Linked DNA regions of Mus musculus: region 1 is linked to region 2. A link is a loop called in an ENCODE intact Hi-C map of the cell type or tissue named here. Cell type or tissue: heart. All regions are shown on one strand. Links, peaks and the distances in the headings refer to the core of each region. The heading gives the core; the rest is flanking DNA. Region 1 overlaps Ift80 (intraflagellar transport 80). Region 2 overlaps Iqschfp (Iqcj and Schip1 fusion protein).

The links. Hi-C counts contacts between places; a loop is a spot of excess contacts. Peaks named below come from ENCODE experiments on the same cell type or tissue, not always from the same donor. Only the 100,000 strongest peaks of a DNase experiment are listed, where the experiment ranks them.
Region 1: it touches region 2 in a loop (7-fold over the local background); 1 of 42 quality-filtered maps calls a loop at or near these places.

The regions. Positions count from the first base shown.
Region 1 is chr3:68,948,301-68,960,308 of GRCm38, forward strand. Ift80 (intraflagellar transport 80) reads right to left here. Exons shown (of 20, transcript NM_026641.2): 9 at 2,054-2,233. Among named protein-coding and RNA genes, the nearest start is that of Ift80, 50 kb to the right of the region's middle. In heart, for the core only: a CTCF peak has its summit at 6,402 (motif pointing left); no DNase peak of the experiment used is centred there.
Region 2 is chr3:68,557,838-68,569,845 of GRCm38, forward strand. The region is part of intron 5 of Iqschfp (Iqcj and Schip1 fusion protein); the gene reads left to right. All of the region lies in intron 2 of Schip1 (schwannomin interacting protein 1), which reads left to right. Among named protein-coding and RNA genes, the nearest start is that of Gm22073, 16 kb to the left of the region's middle. In heart, for the core only: a CTCF peak has its summit at 5,186 (motif pointing right); DNase peaks (open chromatin) are centred at 2,394 and 6,334; H3K27ac peaks cover 246 bases.

The DNA.
Region 1 (12,008 bases), core at 1,403-9,402, 390 kb after region 2:
GTGAAAAACTCTGCCACAAATTATTTGACTTCCTAAAACAAAGTTAAGAAGAAAAAGAGCCAGGGAAAAAAAAGAGAAAAAGAAAGAAAGAAAGAGGAGGGGAGGGGAGGGGAGGGGAGGGGAGGGGAGGGGAGGGGAGGGGAGGGGAGGAAGAAAGAAAGAAAGAAATTACAGACCAAGACCAACTTAAATGATGCACCAAACCCATTGCAATCGTTTGAATCTTGACTTAAACAAACTTTAAATTTATAACATGTAGGAGACGTGAAGATTTGAGCATTTTGTAGACAGTTTATAAAATTAAAAAATTAGTAGTAGTAGTAGTGCACAAAAATGATATTATGATTAGATTAAAACAGAGATGCTCTTATGTTTAAGGTATAGATATGGAACCTTTTTACAGATACAGCACGATGTAGGAATTTGCCTGAAACTCAGGGTATATTGGAAAGCAGGTGAGACTGTGCACGGGACAGGGCGGGGCTGCAGCTGCAGCTGAGGCTAGATAGTAAGGATATGGGGATTCTATACACTAGTCTCTGCTTTCCTTAAAAAAAAAAAAAATTTTTTTTTCCAAGTAAAATATCCAAAATAAGCAAATAAAGCCAAGAAAAATTCTACTAAATCTAATATTTAGTCTGGGGATCATATTATTGACATTTTAAAATCTTGGTACTTGAGCTAACAAAGCTCTTTAATAGGTTGTTAACCTTTTAATTAAAGCCATATTACTATGAATACACAAGACAGAAGCAAGTGACACAGATGAGGGGGAGGGGACAGGACAGCTCCTCCTCCTTTGGCAGAGCGGCTTCATGGGCAACAGTCCCTGCACAGCAGCCACCACGTTTCTGCACAAGGCACTAAGCTAGTGCTGGCCTAATTGAAGAAACAAAATGGAAAAGATGGTACCTAGCCAGTCCTTAGATGCTTCCAACTGACCCACTGATGCTCTCTGATCTATACACATCCCCTCCCTTCTCCCACTGACATATCCTATTTCCATGTATTAGACTATAAAATATTCCACCTTAGAACTACACAATAATCCCCAAATATGGCAGCTGGCATATTACATATGCCCAGGCAAAGGAATAGGAGGACACAGGAGCAGAAGGTCCCTCTGCCTTTCCTACTAACTTGCCCTCAGCAAGTTGTAAGACTAAGCAAGTTTCTGACCTTTCTCTGAAACAGCGCTTAATGACATCCTATCTCTGAAAGCAGGGGATGTGGAGCAGGGTCTGCACACAGCAGGCCGCAGAGTCCCCAGTCCATGCTCACTGGAGCAGATCGTCTCGCCCTGTCCCTATTCTCCACAGCTGTCTGCGCTCCCTCAGACCTATGATGTCATGTAAAGCTTGCATGAGATGACGGAATGCTGGTGAATCTGCCCGTTGTCATAGAGGCCTCAGTCAGAAACGCAAACATGAAGAAAAGTTCTCCTCCTTACTTCCTAAATCCCTACAGCAACTCCCTAAAGCTTTCCCTCCCATCTTTTTTTTTTCCATTTTTTATTAGGTATTTAGCTCATTTACATTTCCAATGCTATACCAAAAGTCCCCCATACCCACCCACCCCCACTCCCCTACCCACCCACTCCCCCTTTTTGGCCCTGGCGTTCCCCTGTACTGGGGCATATAAAGTTTGCGTGTCCAATGGGCCTTTCCCTCCCATCTTAACTTGCCTTACCCAATTCTTAAAAGGTAATTTAAAAAAAAAAAGATTAATTGAATTGAGCCATAAAGAAATAGTCTATTAGGCCTGCCTTGGATCAGCTTCTGGTGTGAAACCTGACTTATTAATCTCTCTGTCTGCACTTCCTCAAGTGCATCACACTCACTAAATGCTTTGACTGTCACTGCCTGTGCTATGCTAAGCTCGGTAACTACAAAATTCAGATGCTTTCCATAAAGGGTCTGATGTCATGCCTAAGTCAGGCACTTCCAACCATGACTGGATGTCTATAAACAGGCAAAAGTGACCAATAAGGATAAATCCCTGCCCTGTCTAGTGCAAAGCAGCAGATTTACTGGACTCTGGAACACGATCATACCTGCATGGTCCTTCTCTTCGTTAGCGTTACTTGAAAATTTTTCCACTCCCAGCGCTGCTCCACCACATGTGCAAAGACAACATGCCCGTTCCCACAGGCTCCCGCGATCTGAGTGCCATCAATAGACCACGCAATGTTAAATATGCTGCCAGTGTTGGGTTTCTCTAAAGCATATGACCACTAGATGGAAAAAGAAGAGAGTGAAATTGATTTATTGCCTCCCAAAAGTAAGAACTTTTAAACTGGGGATATATAACATATTAAGATACTAAGATGATTTTTGAAGGAATGTATTTCGTGGGCATTTATAGCTTTATTTCTTTGAAATTTACATGTTTTGCAGTGAAGTCAATGGCAAAAATATGTGTCTCTCTTGGAACACACTAATTCCATTAAAGAATGGAATTGGTGCCTTAAAGTACTGGTTCTCAACCTGTGGGTTGCAACCCTTTGGATGGGGGTCAAATGACCCTTTCACAGGGGTCACATACCAGATACCCTGCATGTCAGGTCTTTACATTACAATTCATAACAATAGCAAATTGATAGTTATGAAATACCAATGAAAGTAATTTTATGGTTGGGGAGAGGGGTTACCACAACATACAGAACTGTATTAAAGAGTCCCAGAATTAGGAAAATTAAGAACTACTGCCTTAAAGGAACTGCTTTGTTAAAGTCCATAGACACAAAATGTCTAAAAAACTACAAAAAAAAAAAAAATCATCCAACAGTTGCTACACATTCTGACTCCTGAAAGTATCAGATGCACAGGTGAGCTTCCCCTTGCTGTTTTCAGAATGTAGTAGGTAGAACCCCTTCAGGACTTGAGGGATCTGTGAAGAAACCAGCAAGCTAAGTGTCCAGGACAGAAGAGTGTTCTCTGTGTTGCAGAAAACTATCATTTTGGCAGACCATCTCAGATGCTTTTCCTTTTTGGTTCTGCAGATGTAACAGAATTGTTTCTAGAATGCTTAACCGTATTCTCTTCCTATTTGTCCAACCTTATAATCAAATTCTCTCCTGCACTCTGCTGGTGTTCTTTATTAGCTGTTCTGTCTTGGCAGGAGGATCTTCCCTTCAAGGCCTGTCTGGGCTATATGTCGAGACTTAGGTCTAAAATAAACACATAAAACAAATTAACCACCTCAAAAAAATGCCATCAAAATTGCTGACTGGGTCACCAATGAGCTAATCAAAATATTTTACTAATAAAACTCTTTGGAAATAAAACAATGTAATCAGTCCATAGAATAATCCATTAAAACAGAACATTTCTATACCGGCCTCTACCTGCTGTGTTAATTTTGTTTGTTTATTTATTTAAGAATGTATTGTGTATGCCGGGTGCTTTGTGTGCACGCTCAGTGCACTAAGTGTCCCAGCAAAAGCAAGAGGAGGGCATCAGATCCTCTGGGACCAGAGCTGCAGATGGCTGTGAGCCACCGTGCGGGTGCTGGCCTCTGGAAGAACAGCTCCACGCTCTAAGTGTTGGTTTTTAAATAATGAAACTAAATTCTATAGTAGAAATCAAATTTTGAATAATTTTTTTCCTTTTTCTTTTTTTCGAGATGGGGTTTCTCTGTGTAGCCCTGGCTGTCCTGGAACTCACTCTGTAGACCAGGCTGGCCTTGAACTCAGAAATCCGCCTGCCTCTGTGTTGGGAGCCATTAAGGCAACGCTATTGTCCTGATCTCTGAATTGGGCCTCTCCCCCCAAGAAGAAAAGAGGGTCAAAAGCGGGCCACCTACACACCGACACACCGCTCTGAGAACAACCACAGATTGTTCCAGCCCTAATTCAGCGCCGGGATGTCCTGACCTCAAGATACCCTGATACCGCCAAGTTCCTGCTTCCCCGTGTAACTACCTAAGAATGTGCAATTCTATTGCCCCCCCCCTCCCACTGATAAATACTTCTCCTTTTGCTTGTATTGCCCCATCCATCCCGCTGATAAGTATCTGTACTTCCCCGTTTCCTTGTGCAATTCTACTGCCCCATCCTTCCTGCTGAAAGGCACTTCCCCTTTTGCTTGTGTATTTAAACCTTGGGCCTGGCTAATACATTTTGGGGTCTTGATACAACTTCAGAACGGTTTCCGTGTCGTTATTCGTACAAGACCCTCGTCTCTCTCTACCCCCCATTTGGTTATTAGGAGGAGGTCCCCTCGAGATCCTCGAATAACTGGACCTGCTGGACAGGTCACCTCTGCCTCCCAAGTGCTGGGATTAAAGTTGAATAATTTTTTGAGCCTCTCAATCTTAGACAGCAGAAAAGAATCCTTTTGCTTTGTGGTTTATAGTTTATGGTTTCTAACAAAGTTGGTTCTACACCAAACATGAAAATGCAACTATAAATTCCTCTTTGTCTTTCATTATAAAGTCAGAAATTCACTAACATAAATAGGATATTTCTCAGAGGATTAAACTAAAAACTTCAAGTAAATCTGAAATGGCTTGAGATAAAAAATGACTGCCCCGCCTCCTTCTCCATGACTAGGACTCTGCCCTCGGCACCAGCTCGCCTGGCTACTACACTCGAGCCCTGCCAACTGTGTTCCTATCATCTCCCCCAGCATACCTGCAAACATATGATTACACCAGGCTTGTATGCCTAGCCTAGACAAGGCTACCCATCTCTCCCCTGGTACCAACATGCAAAATTAGGAAATGGATTTTTTTTCTTAACGATTTATTTATTATTATATCTAAGTACACTGTAGCTGTCTTCAGACACACCAGAAGAGGGCATCAGATCTCATTACGGATGGTTGTGAGCCACCATGTGGTTGCTGGGATTTGAACTCAGCACCTTTGTAAGAGCAGTCAGTGCTCTTAACCACTGAGCCATCTCTCCAGCCAGGGACCTGGATTTTTGATGTAGTCTGCATTCGTTAATATAAAGGGTGTTCATTTTAAGTCACTTTCCAGCATGTACATTGAGGGAGGGGGACACAAGTCACTTAGCTGGGAAAAACAGACAGGAAAAAAAAAAAAAAAGACCCTGGATATGCACACAGAAGCAAAGACAAAAGACACAAAGGGAATGCTTTTCGTTTTCTTAGCAATCTACTTCTTGGTTCCTAAGGCCTACCTAAATCTTCCCTGGGCCTCTAAAAGATTCCTCTGTATCTTTATATCTCTTTGTTTAAAGACTTCTACTTGCATACAACCACAATAAACTGTAGAAATCTAAAGTCACAGGTCAGTCATTGCTCTAGCACAGTTTGAGATTCTCCCACATTTGGTGTGCCCTGAGCAGTTTTACTTCTTGTAGTAAAAGGCAATAAAAAAGCAATTGGTACTCGTAAGAAGTAAGTGGCATGTCCTGTGACAGAGACAAGATGGCACAGGATGGTGGGGTTAACAGAATGGATGATCATTTAGCCCTGAGCTAATGTACACGGGGAATATAAAGGCGCAGGAGGAGCCTTCACTCTGTAACATACCTCTGGAGTTTTAACCCCAGAACTCTAGAAATACACCAAAGCTGCTCCCACACTAAGCAAAAATGTAATAAGTACTTTAAATTTCTTTAGAATAAGCGGCCACACTGAAAGCACAATATTTTTTAAAATTGGCTGAGACTGCCTCTACAAAGTGTTAACTCTGGGGGTGGGGAGATACTCAGGGGTTAAAAGCACAGCCTGCTCCTTCAAAGGACCCAAGTGTGAGTCCCAGCACTCACATGACAGCTCACAACCCTCCGTAAGACCAACTCCACAGGATCCAATGTGCTCATATGGTCTCCAAGGATACCATGTACGCATGCGGAACACAGACATACATGTAAGCAAAATACCCATAAACAGAGAATAAAAAATTGTAAGTGTTATGGTATGGAAGAAAAAGACAAGACTAATTTTCTTGCATTCTCTGAAGTTGTTTATGCAAGTCATTTCCCAACAGAGAAATACCTACTTAAATATAAGACAAAGATGAAAGTCTCAACAACTGCATCTTTTCTACACAACTCCTATACACATCATATATTATACTGCAAGGATCCTCAAAAGTACAATCTTTGGCCTAATTTAAAATTTTCAACTCATAAAGTAACATGCACATAAAGCTGGCTTAAAGTAAGGAGACAGAAGCAGTTCTTACACTCTATGGAAGACTGCTGCTTAGGAGTCGTCTCACATATTACCTCTTAACACGAGGCAAATTGCACTCTATATACATCATTAACAAGGAAAAGTTACACACGGCTGTAAGAAAGTGCCTGCAGGTAATGAATTATTAAATTTACTTTAATTGAATGGATGAGTAAATGAATAGAAGAAAGTTCAGAGAAAATGAGAATTACAAAAAACGTTATCTTCTACACAAGCAATAGCACCCCCTACTGACACAGAAGCTACACTGCTAGCTAATTTAGCCAAAAGTACCTCGCCTCTTCGGAGTTTTCTCCTTACTTCCTATTTTGTCAAATAACTAGTATAATTCATTAACACATTCTGAATGTTTACTTAAAATTACTATGTTAATTTGAATCACATTTTTAGATATCAAAGATAAAAATAAAGTTAAACTATAAGATAAAATAAAAAAATAAATATAAAAATAAAAGATAAAAATAAAGTTTATTATAGAACCTAGAAAAATACGAAAGCAAAAAATTAAATTTTATTCCACAAGCAATTCATTTATACCATGATTTATTTTACTGATCACCCAGTAATGTTCATTTTCTTGGCATATATATTTTTGCATTTCTTGATCATTTAACTTAAAATAATGCTATCTCAGGCTGAATAAATACCTCAATGGTTAAGAACATTTGGTTTCACAACTGCTTGTAACTGTCTTGCTCCAGGGGACCCAGTATAGTGTTCTGGCCTCTGCAGGCTCCCACACACATGTGGCATACACACACATAGATACACACATATACATAAACAGCTAAAAGTAATGCTCTTTCCTGGCTTAACTTTTTGTTCTTTTATTTATTTATTTTGGTGTGCACACATGGTGCTCCCGTGGAGGGGAGAAGACAACTGAGTTGATTCTCTCCCTCTGCCATGTGGGTCTTGGGGATCCGAGTCAGGTCATCAGGATGGGCAGCAAGGACCACACCTGCTTGATATCAGCGAACATTTTATATTTTCTTGAATGCATAACAGCTGTGTCAAAGTGTCAAATTATACTTGAGAAAACCTAAAGTGGATAATGCTTCTATCCATGTGCTACAAAGGAAGGCCATTTTCACATTTTCTGGGGAGTCAAAAATGTATTGCTTTGTCAATTTTAGATGCATAAAACTTGTTACTGAAAAGATAGTATTTCGGAGTTCTGGAGTATTTCTACTTAACTTCAGACTTCTAATTGGGTTCCTTTGGTTGGGTGTTGTGTGCCTTTAATCCGAGCACACGGAGAGCAGAGCCTGGCAGAGCTCGCTCAGTCCGAGACCAGTCTAGTCAACAAGCACTACACAATGGACCCAGGCTCACTGTCTCAAAATGTTTCTGTTGATTTATCAACATTTCTTTAATTATTTTGAGCACATGGCCTCTGTGTAACAGGCTCAGTGCTGGATATCTTAGGAATGGTTTTTGTCACCTTTTTTCCCCCTAAGAATGGGCCATTGTATTCCACTTTTTAGTATGTCTTATATCTTGAGGGTTTTTTGTGTTTTGAAAACTCATTTTTTCTTTTCTTTTAAAAACTGGATATTTCAATACCACCATGTGAATAACTCTGGAAAACAGACTCCTGATTCAGTCTGTGTACTTGCCTGATAGGAACAGCAGTCACCTGCCCATTTAGAGACTTTTCCAGACTGTTAGCCCAGAGACTATTCCTCTCCTGTCTGGTAACTGAAGTCTTCACTGTGGTATTCAACAGTCAGCCAATGACCTGACATAGCCAAACAGAAAGACAACGGCTACCATCCAACCTCTGCCCAGCTGGCTGTGCCTGGGGCACTCCCGTAACACCAAAGCACCACCATCAGGAACTCTGATGTGGCCTCTCCAGTTTGTGAATCACCCACAAGCCACCATCGACAGATGCTGCCTATCTTCCCTGGTCTCCTCATGTGTGTCTGACGCTGGCTTGTATGGTATAAACGATGGATTCCTCAGGAAAAATGAGAGCCCACTAAAGCCCTTGTTCTTTATCTCTCTTCCCCTCTTTCCTAGGTTTCTTTGGGATCAGTCTACTCCCTCCTTCATCTGCCACCCCTCACTCAATTGACTGCTGGTAGCCATTTGAGGAAGGAAGGCAGGCAGGCAGGCAGGCAGGCAGGCAGGCAGACCTTTTCGGTTAAGCACAAGCTTCCTTTCACATTCTTAACGAGCTGCAGGCAATGCATTTTAGGAAAACAGAACAACTGCCAATCAGCTTCCTACTCACAGATGCTCATTCCTCATTTTGCTAGAATACTACTATGATAAACCTGAGGTATATGTTATACAAACTCAGCATGCGTGCACAGTATCTATCAACGTCAACTGCTATAGGCAGGGTTCAGAGCAGAGCTGGCAGAGTGCTTGTTAGACATGCACAAAGCCCCAGCCCCACAAAGGCTGGCCACAACCCTGGCCAGAGTTTATCCCTAAACAGGGACAAGGGAAGGGAAGGGAGGAAAACAAATGCATGGACCAAAGACAAGCTAGAAGAGGACCACCCATAGCACACTCCCGTAAGTAACTCCAGTGAACTCACTGGCTAAGCAAGACCGACCTGGGTGGATCCTTTCCTTGGTCTGTTTACACTGTCATCTGGGGTGAGTAGATGTTTGTTTTGTGTTTCTCCAGGGGAGGGGGAAAAAAAATCACACAGCAAGTACTTCCCAATCAGCACTGTAAAAGCTGCCCTGGGCCCACGGTCCGCACTAAGAGCCACAAAGCAGCAGCTTCCAGCCTCCTTCTGATCGGAAATAAGATCATGAAGAGGTGGAGCTGGGAAAGGGGATTCTTGACAACTAGGTATTCAAGACCAAGGAGCACGCTCAAGCAACCCCTACACAAAAATGACCAGAACAAGAAAGAGTCTAAGCCTAAGGTAAGATTTCACTTAAGCACATTACAATTAGGGCTCCAAGAGCCCACAGTTCTGGACTCAAAGGCCTTAGTGGGAAGCTTATTATTCCACTAAACAGACATCAAGCTGCCCCCTAAATCTTTAGACCCATCAACTGTTTTTGTGCAGCTCTGAGACCTCCTGTGAGAAGTTTCGTCATGCAGTTAATGCTGAAACTCACAACTGGTTAACTAACATGAAGAAAGTGTCTGTGGTGTGCCCAGCCACAAATGGGACAGCTGTGTAACACTCCTTTCCCCAAAGGCTCCGGACCGTTGTGAAATAGGGGACAAAAAGACTGTAAGAGCCAGAAGTTGGGGAAGACTGGAGTGCAGCAGTGTCTTCTAGTCCTTCTTGGACAACTGCATTAATGGGCACAAGGCAATTGTGGTTATCTACACAAGATAGGTCTGCAGAAGAGCAAGCCAACTGACACTCCAACCTGCATGCAGGGCTCATGGACTCCCACTTTAGCTAAGGAGCCACTTCCACCGATGCTTCTAGGCGGGGAGAGTCCATTTTCTTTGTGAATGGAGCCCCCGGAGGCTGACCACGCTGCAGAGGACAGCCGCCCAAACCCTCAGTATAGGAACAGTACAAACTGGGCTTAGTAGGCTACTTGAAAATACTTCTTAAGGGGCTTAGAGAGATGGTTCGAGCAGTTAAGAGTGCTGGTGTTAAGAGTGCTCGTTACTCTTTAGAAGACCTGAGTTCGATTTCAAGCACGTGCATAGCAGCTCACAACTGTCTGTAGGTCCACTTTCAGGACATCTGGCACCCTCACACAGACAAAACACCAATGCACATGAAATAAAAAACAAATCGTTTTTTAAAAAGTCCTTTTAAAACTTTCATAGCCAGGAGGCGGTGGTCTACACCTTTAATCCCGGAGTTCAGCAGGCAGAGGTAGGTGTATTTCTGTGAGTTCAATGCCAATCTGGTCTACACAGCTAGTTCCAGGACAACCGAGGCTACACAAAGAAGCCCCATCTCAAAAAATAAAAAAATAAATATAAGTAAATAAATAAATGTAAAAGATAAAATAAAATTTAAAATATAGAGCCCAAGAACATACCTTTTAGCAACACCCAAAGAGCGCTCATGTACACTAAATTTGGGTAACTTGATTATTGTAATGTTCAAACAAAGTATCAATCAAAATAACAAAAAGTTAGAGTAATTTATGTCATATTATGTCATATTCAATTTACATCATATTAGGGGGTTATCTTCAAGGAATTCATGGCTCTTCCCAAATAGCAAAGACGTCTCTCCTGAACCAACTCCTTGACAGCTCTCCGCACTACTCCATTATTCAGACCAACAGCCTAGGCACTCTGCTTCTCTTCTATCTCGTTTCTAATCTGTCCCCACACTGACCTCAGAGTCAAAATGACCTCTATTTCAAAATGTCCAATCTCTTATAGGTCACTTCTAAAAATCAGTAACTTACCCTTGTCCCCCCACTAGAGTCCAGACTGCTGCCCCGTGCTAAGCTCTGTCTGTGTAGCCTATGACCCTGTGACTTGGCTTGGCTTACCATTCTCTAGATCACTGTTACTTTGCTATCACCGCAGTACTTCCAATATTTGAGCCCCAGTGTGTTACTACCTCCATCCTGATGCTTTATAGACACTAGCACACCATGCTGGCTTTTAACTTCACTTTGCCAGAGGTTCAAAACCTCAGAGCAGATGCTCTCACAGTAAGCCAAGTCAACATGGGGCTGTCTCTGGCTGCAGGAGAAAGACACTCTGATCTTAGCCTTGCCTTTCTCACTCTGCAGCAATCCCTGAGGGCTGCACAGAAAAGCATTACATCTTCAAGGTCTAAACTATCCTCTTCCATACAGCCTAGCGGGCATGTTTGGTGAATAACTTGTCTATATCAACCCCTGATAATATCCTATGCAAGGTCTACTGACTGCACAAAAACTGCTGTACTCTTTCACATTTGGAGACACGAGAAGTTCCTCTTGCCTGAAAACCTTGTCTCCTTGGAGAACTACTTATTCACCAAGCCTCAGTTTCCCAATCAATGTCCCGCAGGGAGAATTAGCCTTCTCCACATCTTCACAGAGCTTAACAAACCTACGTACCACTTAGTGACTGTTCTATGTAAGTCTTATAATCTGATTCTCTACTAGACTACTGGCAACTTGAATGCAAGTCTTTATATGTTTTAATATCTAAAGCCTAGTTTCTGGAACGTCTGTCTGATAAATAGTGTATATAATAAGATGACTATCAGATAAAAGAATATATATTTAAAATGTTAGTCTCAAATCTCTAAGGAATTATAGCATATTCAATCAATTCAGTTTACTTTTCCAGAATTATTAAGCCTAAAAAAGGATATAGTAACAAATGAGGTAAATGTGGAATTTGGTTATTTGCATAAATCAATTTTTTAAAATTTTAATCAAATGACATATTAAAATGATTATATACAAGCTGACTTAATAAATTATAGTGACTGTACTTAAGTATAGATAATCCTTAAGCTATGGGGTCCTATCAACTAGAGAGTCAAAAGTAATATATATAAAACTAAAATAAAAAATATAAAAGCATAATATATTACAAAAATGAGCGTATATATTCCATAGACACAATCACTGATAGACACGTGAGGTAAAGATCCTTACATGTGAAAACAAAGTAAAAAAAAAAAAGGTTTTTAAGGGATTTTTTAAGGGATTAGATGTTCTAACATCCTGATGGTATAGCAGCAAAACAAAGTGAGAAGTAGAAACAGATTTAAACACCATGCCATGGTAAAAATGACTGTCAATTGAGAAGCAGGCCGTAAAGAACGCGTATCATTCACTAAGCATAAGATGGAAACGAGAATGTTCCAGGCCAGGATAAAGATGAAGCTGGGCATGGTGGAGACAGCTGGAACCTCAGTGCTTGGGAGGCAGGAGGAGG
Region 2 (12,008 bases), core at 1,826-9,825:
TGCATTTTTCTCGGGGCCCTAAGAGACAGAACTGGCGCTAGGCTCAGCAATTCAGAGTACTTGCTGCTCTTACAGAAGACCTGGGTTCGGTTCCCAGCACCCATAGCCCACATAATAAGCCAGTTCACAACCACCTGTAACTCCAATTCCAGAGGATCCAACACCTTCTTCCGGCCTCTGAGGGTGCCTGTACACAAGCATGCATATACAGAAAAGAAGATGGACACACACACACACACACACACACACATATGAAAGAATGAATGAATAAAATTTAAAAGCATACCTAAGTGATAAGACACGACCGTGGGAGCAGCTAGATAATTCAGTTTATCATTTTATTCATATGTTTAGTGGTGAAAGGTATGACGGCTTGATTGAGAATGGCCCCACAGGCTCCTGTATTTGCATACTTGGTCCCCAGTTGGTAGAGCTGCTTAGGAAGGGTTGGGAGGTGTGGCCTTGATGGAGGTGCGTTTCTGTGGGTGGGCTTTCTCCGCTAGCTCTCTCTCACTGCCTTGTGCTTGCGGTTCAGATGTAAGCGCTTAGGTACTGCTTACATCTTAGGTCCCATGCCTGCTGCCATGCTTCCGTCCATGGAGATCATAGACTAACTCTCTGGGACTATGAGCCCACAAACTAAGTGCTTTCTTTTATTAGTTGCCTTGGTCATGGTGTCTCTCCACAGCAACAGGAAAATAACAAAGACAAAGGGTGTTTTAAAAAACAATGAAAAGCACCTTTGCCACATCATTTGTAAATGAGAAAATAACTGAGTGTATACTAAATCTTATGATGGACTCCAATATTTAATCACACTTTTTTTTTTCAAAATGAAGAACTCCAGTCTCCTTCCGAAAGATTTGATATCATTCCTCGCATGTACCAGTAAGTTGAAAAATCTTTAAGTTATTCTGAACTAAAAGCAAAGCCTGAGTGAGCTGCCAGTCACAGCAGAGCATTAAATCCCTTCTCCAGAGCATTTCTTGCCTGGATTTGGGAGCTCTCTTGTTTGCACAAGAAACATCGATTTCCTGTAGCGTGTTATCTCAAGAAGATAACAGGAGCTGAGCTGTGCAGGAGCACATACCAGCCTGACCTCGTGTATACAGTCAGATGGAATCCTAACCTACTCACTACCTGGGATATGCCTGAGTCCCTCCCCAGGTGTAGCCATCGAGCTGAGATTGTGTGGACAGATGTTAACAAAGAGTCTACAGAGCTTTCAGTTAGCCCGGCCAGGTCTGCATTCGCTGAACCAAACACAGATCCATGACTAATCTGTCATACCACCTGGACAATGAGGACGACACCCTCAGTAGTTCTGTGTGATCCCTTTCTGGTAGGACTGTGGCGAGGATAAGAACCGTTTTCTACAGAGGTAATGTGGAGGAGGGGTCCGGGGAGATGACTCGGAGAGCCAAGTGCTTGAGGACCTGAACCTGGCCCCCTAAAACTCAGGTTTAAAACCATGCATGCCAGATTCTCTTATAATCCATGCCACAGAGATGAAGATGCTTGATCCTTGGGCTTGCTGGCCAGCCAGTGTAGCTTAATCAGCAAGCTCCAAGCTCAGTGACAGCCACTGTCCCCAAAACTACGGCGGAGAGTGATTAAGGAAGGTACTTGATATGAATTCCTGTCTATCATATTAGTGTACACACACACGCACACACAGGCATGCACACCATGAAAAGAAAGAGAATACAGATCAGAGAGACATGAGCTATGCTCACTATCTCTATAACACATTAGAAAGTTTTAGGGAAAGCCACAGTTTAAACTGTAGGTTTTACTTTGGTTTCAACACTTAATCTGTTCTCTTTCTTTATTATTTTTATATCCCTTTAAAACATGCCCTAAATTTCCAAAGTCAGCAGGCAAATATAAAAGTATCCGTCTTTCATAAGCCCAGGATGTCTTCAGACTGGCCTCTTCGTCTTGATTAGAAAGTCACTTAGGGTACTTTATTATTCTTCTAAGATGAAAGTTGACTTTATTTATTTATCAGTATGATTTTGGAGGCTGTGCAAGTTTGCAACAGTAAGTCAGTTGCTTATTTTACCAGGCTACCCCTTCAAACCAAAAATATATCCCATAGGGTGGCAAACCAGGGAGGAGAGGAGGAGGACCCTTTAACTAATCTCTTTCCACTTATTAATTAGATATTGAATCAGGAGCAGTCGACTACTGCAGATTAGTAATTGTTAAACTCACTTGAGCTCCTGCAAACAACTATTTGCCCTTCGGTCCAGCCGGTACACTCAGTCTTGGCCCTGTAGTAGGTAGATCTGCAAAGTTAGGGGGGCCCTTAGAGCCTGCCATCACCACAGCTCAAAACGAAGAGGGAATTGTGGCCAAAATACCTCCCAGGCTTAGTTCCAAGCTGGCAGTCAGCCTTTTGGCTCCCAGGTGAGCTTCAGCTGACTTCAGACAAACAAGTAGCCACGTGGACAGCTTGGCCATACTGCAGTAATAACAGCCATGGCACTGCTATGGGCACTTCCCTTCCCTCAAGTAAGAGACTTCCTGGGATTTGTGTTCATTAGCTTAGTCAGATATTCATTGATACCTACTGTATGTCTGGTACTGCGAGATGCTAGATGTAGGATTATAGATTGAGCAATAGGACTGCAGTTGTTTCATGGAACAATCAACACTCTACATCTTCAAAGTGACTGAATAGTTAAATGTTGTCCTGAGATATGGGGGAAGAAACCTAATAAAACCTGATTTAAAATAGGAGCTAGGGAAAGGTCTTCCCACTTTAAGTACAAACAAAAGTCAGCTTGTGTGGTAGGGGCCTAGAGTCCAGGGTAAGCAGCAGCTTGTGTGAAGACCCTGAGCAGAAGCAAGCATGGCTTTTCCTGGACCACTTAGTGGCCTACAGCTCAGTAAGTTCACTTGTCATTGCTCTGACACAGTGCCTGAGGAAGTGAACTTACAAAGGGGAAAGCTTTCCTTTTGCTTACATTTTCAAAGTTTTCTGAGTATGGTTACTCGGCCCCGTGGCAGCAAAGCACATTAGGATAAGAACCCAAGGCAAAGGAGACCCGCTCACCTCGTGGTGCTCAGGATGCAAGGAGGAAAGAGACAGGAAGAGATCAGGATCCCAATATCCCCTTCGAGGGCTCTTTCCCAAGGACCTAATTTCCTTCCATTACGTGCTAAAGGATCTATCAGTTCCAAGAAGCTGGTAACCAAGCCTTTAGTGCAGTGGGGGGAGGTTTGAGATCTAAGTTGCAGGAGTGAGCGAGATTTTGAGATGGCAAAAGGAAGTCTGGAGGTGAAGTTGGTGAGAGCGACAAGTTTTAAGATGCAGGAAGTGAGAGTTCAAACTAAGTCGAGTTGTGACATCATCTGTTATAGGTTGAGAAGCGTATTTAATTTGAAAGGGTAAGGCTGCCAGCCCTTAATGTTTTATAAGCAGGGAACTAAATCAAGAAGTAAAACGTTATCAAGTCAGGAGAATAAGGTGAATCACGGGTTATCTACACAAAACTGAGGCTGTTCCGTTCTGGGATGTTACATTCTGTCTTAGCATAGTTAGTAAATAATGAAGAAGCCCCGACAATTTCTACACGTGAGCATCTTGGGGGCCCAGGTTGTGTATCTGCAAGAGTCTGCCTTGCCATTCTCAATGGAGAACTGATTTAAATTTGGATTTTGGAGGAGTTGGGATTGATGTCCTGATTCACTTAAATACTTCAGAACAGTCGGGGCTGACATCAGCCCTCCTCTGTGTTCACCCTTCAGCTCAGTTCCTAACACCGTCCTTTCCTCCCCAGCACTTTAACACCCTGGGAAGACTTGCCTCTAAAACAGGAGAGAACTTTTGTTCAGTCGCTTTACGTTAAGCGAGCTAATTAGATCATTCAATGTGTTTCTGGCTACCTCCTTACACACTAGGGAAACTTCCAGACCAGTGCTTGTTCTAGGCTAAAACGTAAGTGCAGTGTCTCACAGTGAGGCCGGGAGCCTGCAAAGGATTGCAAACCCAGTCCATGTCACTGCTTAACTGGTCCTACAAAAGCTGACAGAATGTCCCTGAGGAAACTCTTGGGCACCATCCATGGTAAATAATAGTGTTTCAAGAGTACTCCTGCATTAAAAAAAAAAAAAAGTATATTTAAGGATCATTGATGAGTTATAATAGTTTCTTGGAGATTATATTAATAGTTTAATTATATATTATTATGTTCCACCGTGGTGATAAAATAGTAACTGGAGGCTGGGATGGCTCAGTGGGTAAAGCATTGGAAATGTAAGGTACATGTTCAGGTTCCCAGACCCATGTAAAAGCTGGGCTTGGGAACTCGTAGCTGTAATCTTTGTGCTCCTACAACAGAACGAGAGGTGCTCACTGAAGCACCTCAGAAGCTCATGGGCCAGAAATTCTGTGTACATCACAGAGAGCAAGAAAGGAGAGACCCTGCTTCAAACAAGGTGAAAGGCAAGGACCAAGACCTAAGGTTGTCCCCTGACCTCCACAGTGCCGTGACACGTGTGCCTCTGCTAATATCCAGGAATGTATGCACACACAGCATTCACAGGCACACACACAAAATAGTAACCGATTTTTACCTTAATGAAATTTACCTTCGCTTGAAGTCTTGTGATTTTTCTGACTCACCCCATGCTCTGCATAAAGCATAGACAGTGATATGAATTTTATATTGCTAATTTGGAAAACTCAGGTTATAAAAATCAACTTGACTTGAAAGCACAGTCATCCCATAGCCCTCAGAAGACAGCGGAGAATGTCTAAATCAACCTGTTCTGCACATTAAGAAATAGAGGGCCTTAGATATGAAGCAGTTGACCAAATAAATATATATTGTCATGCCTAGAGATAGCTCTAGTTTGGGTTTGAGGCAGGGTCTCATGTAACCCGGGCTGCCTTTGTACTATGTAGGTAAGAATGCCCATGAACTCCAAATAGTTCTTTGAATCCAGGTCCAAGGTTTGTATCAACTGTAGAACCATTGAAGAATGGCCTGAGTAGTAGCTTTGGACATATTAACATTGCTGTAACCTATATATTCTTAACTGACATTACTGAGAATGTGCGTGCTTATGTTATTATTGTTTCTTTTAGATATCATTAAGACAGCACTTAGATTTATAGCTTACCTTTGAGGATCATTTTTTTGTTATTGTTACTAATTGAAACTAATTGAATAAACACAATTGTCCACTAGAGGTCACCTTTCCAACTGGTTTTAGTCAACCACCCACCCCACCCCCACCCCAGTATAGAGGAGTAAATAATAGCCTTCATCGTCATCATCACCACCACCATCATCACCACCACCACCACCATCATCATCATCAGAGATTCCACATAGTGCTTTATGTAAATGTACCTATATTGATAGATAAGATTATCAGGGCTACTCAAAGACCTAGAAGGCAAAGGGGAAGTGTGTCCCTTCTTCCACACACCCCTTGTATGCACTAGCATGCATTCACAAACATACTTGGTGCTACCCCAGGCTTCTCTTGGAAAACCTGTTTGATTTTATTTGGAAATTTGGAAAGCCTCATTAGTTCTCCCCCCATCCCCTGCTCTCTCTCTCTCTCTCTCTCTCTCTCTCTCTCTCTCTCTCTCTCTCTCTCTCAGGTAAAACCATCATTAAAGATATAAACAACTCAAGGAGAAACCATGTAGACATTGCATCATGAACCTATGCATCAGCTGCTAATTTTCTACAGCATGCAAATTTCATCTTGCCTTAGGCACAAAGCACACTGGGGAGAACCATAAGACTGTGCCGTAAACAGGTGCCTTGGCAGTTCCTGTGGAAATATAACTGTCTCATTATTCTGCAGGGAGAGTGCTGCTATAACACTACCTAGTTTCAAACTGTGTCTATAGAAACCCAGGGCGGCAGCAGGTATTTTTAGAGACTAATTTGCACCTATTATAATGATGTGCTAAACACCTCATCCTCGAGTCCCCAAAACATAAAACTGGAAATTAAAATATGAAAATGTAAAAATAATCCTGAATACATATAGAAATGAGATTACCTGTAGGACTTGATAGAAAAGTTGCCTATGAAGAAATGGTAAGAAGAATATAGCATTTAGCCCGTATCATGGTGAGTCTATGCCCTTCTTATTTATGCAAAGTATTTCCACTCCTTCTTTGACATCAGCGGATTGAGTTAGCCTTGCTGGGCTCTCGGGTAGTTGAACTAGTCAATATGCCTTTGACTGTGAACACGGTTGCTCTGTGCCAGCCTTTCTGAAAACTTCATGCCTGTGAGTCTCTAGGCAGGAAGAATGATCTGAGTTGCCCAAGAAGCCAGGCTTGGTTCACTGCCAGGCTAAGCCAGGCGCTTGTGCTTGGCACGGCTTGCACAATGACAAGAGAATGCTCAGCCCATCAAACGAGGAAGTGTTGTTACAGGCTGATGCCCTGTTGCAAATATCCGTGTTCTATCTTTTATTACCTTGTTTATAAGAAGTGTAAGCAATCACTGTAAGTTGTCAGTAAGTCACCCATGAGTAAGACTCTGTCCCCTGCCTCTGAGCTTCTGGATACACTCAGCGAATAATCCTCCGGAGACTGCAGCATGCACCATGACTGAGAACTGGTTCCACTTACCACTGCTTGCCTCCCTGCAATGGTGTTCTTTTGATAAGACACAACAGAGCAAAATGCAAAAAGAAATGTCGGCTCTAATTGGAATAAGACTATAATGGACATCTTTAATAGGATGCCTTCAAATATCTGTGTGTAACGGAAGAATTGCATGTTTTCATCGAAGTACAGCCTGGGCTCAAGTTAATTTTCTCCTCATAAAAACTTCTTTATTATTTTTTAGTCATTTTGCATTTAGGCTTTAGTTTTAAAAGTAGACTCTACTACTGTACAAAATAAAAATCAGTCCCACTGATTCACACCACTAATTTTCTGAGGAAGGTATTTTCAGTGTAGCCTAAAATAGAAAGCATTAAGCCAGAGACAGAATAGTCAAACTTGGGAGCAAGTTATTTTGCATTATTTATAAGCATCTTGTTTGTAAGAAATATAATGCATCTTATATTTATTTTTCTCCAACTTCCAGTTCCTGGTCTTCTAAACATTGCTGGAGAAAAAGGTGTAGAATTATTGCACTGCCAGTGTCTTCTGGGTCCCCTGCCCTCCTCTGAAACAGGGAGAGCGACTTTGACAGAGTCATAGTGTGCAAGTGCTCTACAAAGGTCTTCATCCCAGAAGTCACAGCCCCAATTAAGATGCTCAAGTAGCAATCTAGTTACATCACAATGCAAAGACAACAAAGAGGTGTGGCGTGCGGTGACCTCGGAGATGGTACAGGGCCGTGGCAAGGTCAGGCTGCCTATGTCTGGGATTATGCAGTCTTCATAGGCCCAGCCTCTCCCCCGCAGACCACCTGGGAGACCATCAGGCTGTGCACCTGGAGTGGAGGTTTTGAAATGATTCACAATTAGACAAAAGGCATCTGCCAGTGAGTGGCAAGCACTTGCTTTATCAGAGAGACACAGGCGATTTCCTCTGACTTCTTATGTTATTCACCTCTCATGCAGAGTACAAACTGGGCAGAGTAGGAGTGACCAGTGGGCCATCCTTGAATGTAATGAGCACTGAGTGCCCCATACACATGCTATACAGTGTGCATAAGGTTTAGGGGTGGGTAGCAAGCAGCTCTTTAGCCTTCCCATCCCTTCCTACGTTTAGCATGCCCACTGCGTTTAGGTTTAACACAGTACTGAATATATTTCATGAAATCTGCATCTATTTGCTTACTCATTGTCTAACTCGAACACTTTTCTTCTGTTAGCTGCTGCCTGTTCATCACCTCCACTTAACACACCCTAGGAGTGTCAGCTACCCTCTTTGTTTCCGCTTTGTACCAGAGTTCTCAGGGAGCACAGCAACCCCCTAGGAAATCTTTTGGACAAGGTTCTCCCACAATTGCCCAGCGTCTCAGCTCTCCCTCTAGCCCTCAGGCCTTAGCCGCCAGCTGCCAGCAGGGCCACTCTACCGTCTGTATCCATACCCACCAGAGCATCCTCCTTAGTCAGCACTTCTGTGTAACCTAATATTCATGTCTTCATTTCCAAAATGGAATGAACACATGCCAGGTGTGCCTTATCAGCTCTTCTAGTACCTGGCCTTTTCTGTTACTTCCCACCCATCATACTCTCCCTTCTGGCTGTTTCCATCCCTGATGCCAACCCCCCCCCCCCTGTGTGTGTGTGTGTGTGTGTGTGTGTGTGTCTTTTTGTGTGTCATTCTCTGTTTCTCTGTCTGTCTGTCTGTCTGTCTGTCTCTTTTAGGTTTGTAAGGGTGTTTTGCCTACATGTTTGAGTGTGCCTGGCACTGGGGTTATAGACAGTTATTATCAACACCATGAGTACTGGGAGTTAAACCCAGGTCCTCTAGAAGAGCAACCAGTACTCTTAACCCCAGAGCCACCTCTCTAGCCCCTGGTCTTCCACTAAGAAACACCAACAAGGTTCTGTTGTATGTTCATGGAACCACTCGGCTACTCTGAATGGACGAGAAGAGTGTTTGCAAACTGCTCTTTTCCCTCAGTCTCTCAACTTCTTACCCACAGTGCCAGGGCTTTCTAGCCCTAGCATTGGACTGCTCACGGTTTCATAAGAATAGCTGATACCTTCCTCCCTTTCAGAACATGTGGCTCTGGCTGTGTTTCTTCTCTACTTCTGAAGCATTTGAAGCAGATAAATGACTGACAGCTCTCCTCTCTCTCCTGTACCCTTCCATGGTAGTTCACCTTTCTCTCACCTTGCTAACCATATCCCACATGGCTTCTTGCCCTAAAACTGTGGGCTTTTACCCAAAGATTAGTTTTGAATGTGTGCAATTATAAATCATCACAAGTCAGCTTAAGTCAACACAGATCCATGAGTTTATTGTCTTGCAGTTAGGGACTTAAAAACTTTGAATGGAGTCTCACTTGACAAAAGTCAGGATGCTAACTGAGCTGTGTTCCTTTGCGGGGCTCTGGAGAAAATTCTAAATGCAGCTAACTATCATTTCTCTGGTGGTATTTCAAAGCCAACACAACCACCAGGCAACCCTTTTTCATATAGAAAGAGAAAGAGTTTGGGTTTTTATTTCGTATTTTGTGTGTGTGTGTGGTGTGTGTGTGTGTGTGTGTGTGTGTGTGTATTCTTGCTAGTTTCTAAGATAAAGACTTGCTGGATATTCCAGGCTGCCCCCAGTCTCTTCAGTGTCAGGATTAGTCATGTCCCATTGAGCCTGTTGAGATCCAAGCTCTAAGGAAATGTTCACCTTCATTGAGAGTTCTCTTCCTCTTCTCAATTCCTAGTGAACATACATACAAAATCTCTTTGGAGGCATTTGGCTCACTCCATATGGTATACAGTTATCTGTGTGGTGTAATCTTACCAAACCCTGAGGGTAGAAACCCTGCTTTGAATTGTACCCAGTAGGACTTGGTTTTAGTTACAAGATTGTAGGAATCAAGGAAGCTGTTGGGAAAGGAGTGCTGCATTGTGAAGCATCTTCAAAGGTTTGTCACTAGGCTGGGCACCAGTGATGACAGAGAGCTGTGCCCCCCCCCCCCCCCGACACTGGGCACCAACAGACTCTGAGGTTCGTAGGATTAAACTTCCTCCTGACTTCTTTTCTTTTATCATCCTAAGAGGTCACATCCCTCAAGTCTACAAAGCACCTGGCTGCTTTCCATTGTTGTGAGGGACACTCAGATGCCTTGCTCATCTGCCTTGTGCCCCATTCCTTCCTCCCCGACCCCTAACATTTCATTGTGAACATTTTAAAGTGGAAATTTGCTTCACGAATCCTAATTCGTATATTAGTTTCTTCTCAGAGCCCATAAGTCTCCAGCCTTTTACAAATGATGGCTTACTTACCACTTTAAGACTCTGCAATTGATGTCTTTCGAAACATGCTTTGTCAGAGCTTTGCAGTGGCCTTGCCCTCCACTCATTCATCAATTCGTTCCATTTGTTTGACTCATCTCAGCGTACGGTTCATATATCAGCAAGTGTCCCTGTAAATATGTTAGCCTGCATAGACCTAACTGGAGCTTTATATATATATATATATATACACATATATATGAGCTAGTTGCATATATACATATATATTAACACACACATATCTATATGGGCTAGTTGCACATATGCAACTAGCTCTTTTTTTCTACCTCTTTGAGGTAAATACTATATTTAATAAAATGCACAAATCTTAATATTTACTCAGTAAGGCTAAGAAATGCATATACCCATATAAAGGAAACAATCTGCTCTTGTAGCATATGCCAGCAAGTCTCCTGTGCTCTCTGCACATCAGTCCCTGACCCAGGTTTACTTCTGATGACCTGTGAATGTGACTGGTTGCCAAGGTTCCGAGCAGTTCTCTGGGGCTGGAGAGAGGGCTCAGAAGGGACAAGCATTTCCTGCTCTTTCAGAGGACCTGGGGTTCAGCACTCACAGGCAGTACACAACCATCTGTAGCTCCAGCCCCAGGGTATTTAATCCTCTTCAGGCCTGCATGGGCCCTACACGCATGTGGTACACAGATGTGCATGCGAATAAACACCTAGACACATGAAATAAAAAAATTACATCTAAGAACAAATTTAAAACCAGCTCTGTATTGTGTTTCTCCTATTTGCCACAATGGGAAAAGAACAGCTGTTTCTGAGCTTTAAAAACACAGCTCTTTCATAGTGGCATAAACATGGATGTTAAGTGAGACGTGCTCTAACTTTTCTTCCTTACACACACACCTTGGATGAGGTTTAAGTGAAGCCACATTGATCTTGGTCTGGGCCTGCTTTGGCCCAGTGCGGGTGAGTTGGTTGCCGCTGAGTCCTACTGCACCTTTGTCTTAGTCGAGCCAGCTTCAGCAAACTACACGTACCTTCTGAACAGTAGGACTTTATTTCTGTCATTCTAGAAGCCATTCAAGCCACTGCAAGTTGGGTGTCTGGTGAGGGCCTGCTTCCTGATTGACAGACAGCTCAGTTCTCACTGTGCCCTTTGGAAGGCGACTGACTGCCTGGAGTCTCTTTTAAGAAGGCATGAGCCCCTTCCACGAGGGCTCCTCTTCATGACCTCTCAGCAGCTCCACCCCCTCATAGCTTCGCATTGTGGATACACTGTCTCTCCATCAGGCAAAAGCGGCCTTGTTGTACCTAGAGACTCCTCGGCTGACAGGAACTGGAAAACAGTGTTCCTCTCTTGGTTTTCTTTATTTGGATACTCTTGTTTGTTTGTTTGTTTGTTTGTTTATTGTTGTTAGTGGGTGTGTTACAGCATCCTTAGGCCTAGATTTATCTAACTGCCAAGCAACAATTTTGGATTAAATAGTTTCTGGAAGTCCCATCTAATTATGAAATATGGAAAGTTTCAAGTGTTCGGCTCTCTTTGTTTTTAGATTTCATTGTGTAGCCCAGGCTGACCTCAAACATAGTCCTCCCACTTCACCTTCTTCAGTACTAGAAGTATGGCTACACAGCACAGTATCTGGTACTCAATTGAAGACTTAATTTTTTAAAGTGTGTGTGTATGCGTGTGTGTGTGTGTGTGTGTGTGTGAGAGAGAGAGAGAGAGTGTGTGTGTGTGTGTGTGTGTGTGTGTATGTGTGTGTGTGTGAGTGTATGTAGCTCAGTGGATGACTTTGTGTGGGCTGTTCTCTCCTACTTTTGTGTGTGTGTGTGTGTGTGTGTGTGTGTGTGAGTGTGTGAGTGTGTGTGTGTGTGAGTGTGTGTAGCTCAGTGGATGACTTTGTGTGGGCTGTTCTCTCCTACTTTTGTGTGTGTGTGTGTGTGTATGCGTGTGTGTGTGTGTGTATGTGTGTGTGTGTGTGAGTGTGTGTGTGTGTATGCATGTGTGTGTGTATGCGTGTGTGTGTATGCGTGTGTGTGTGTGTGTGAGTGTGTGTATGCGTGTGTGTGTGTATGCGTGTGTGTGTGTGTGTGTGAGTGTGTGTATGCGTGTGTGTGTGTGTGTGTGTGTGT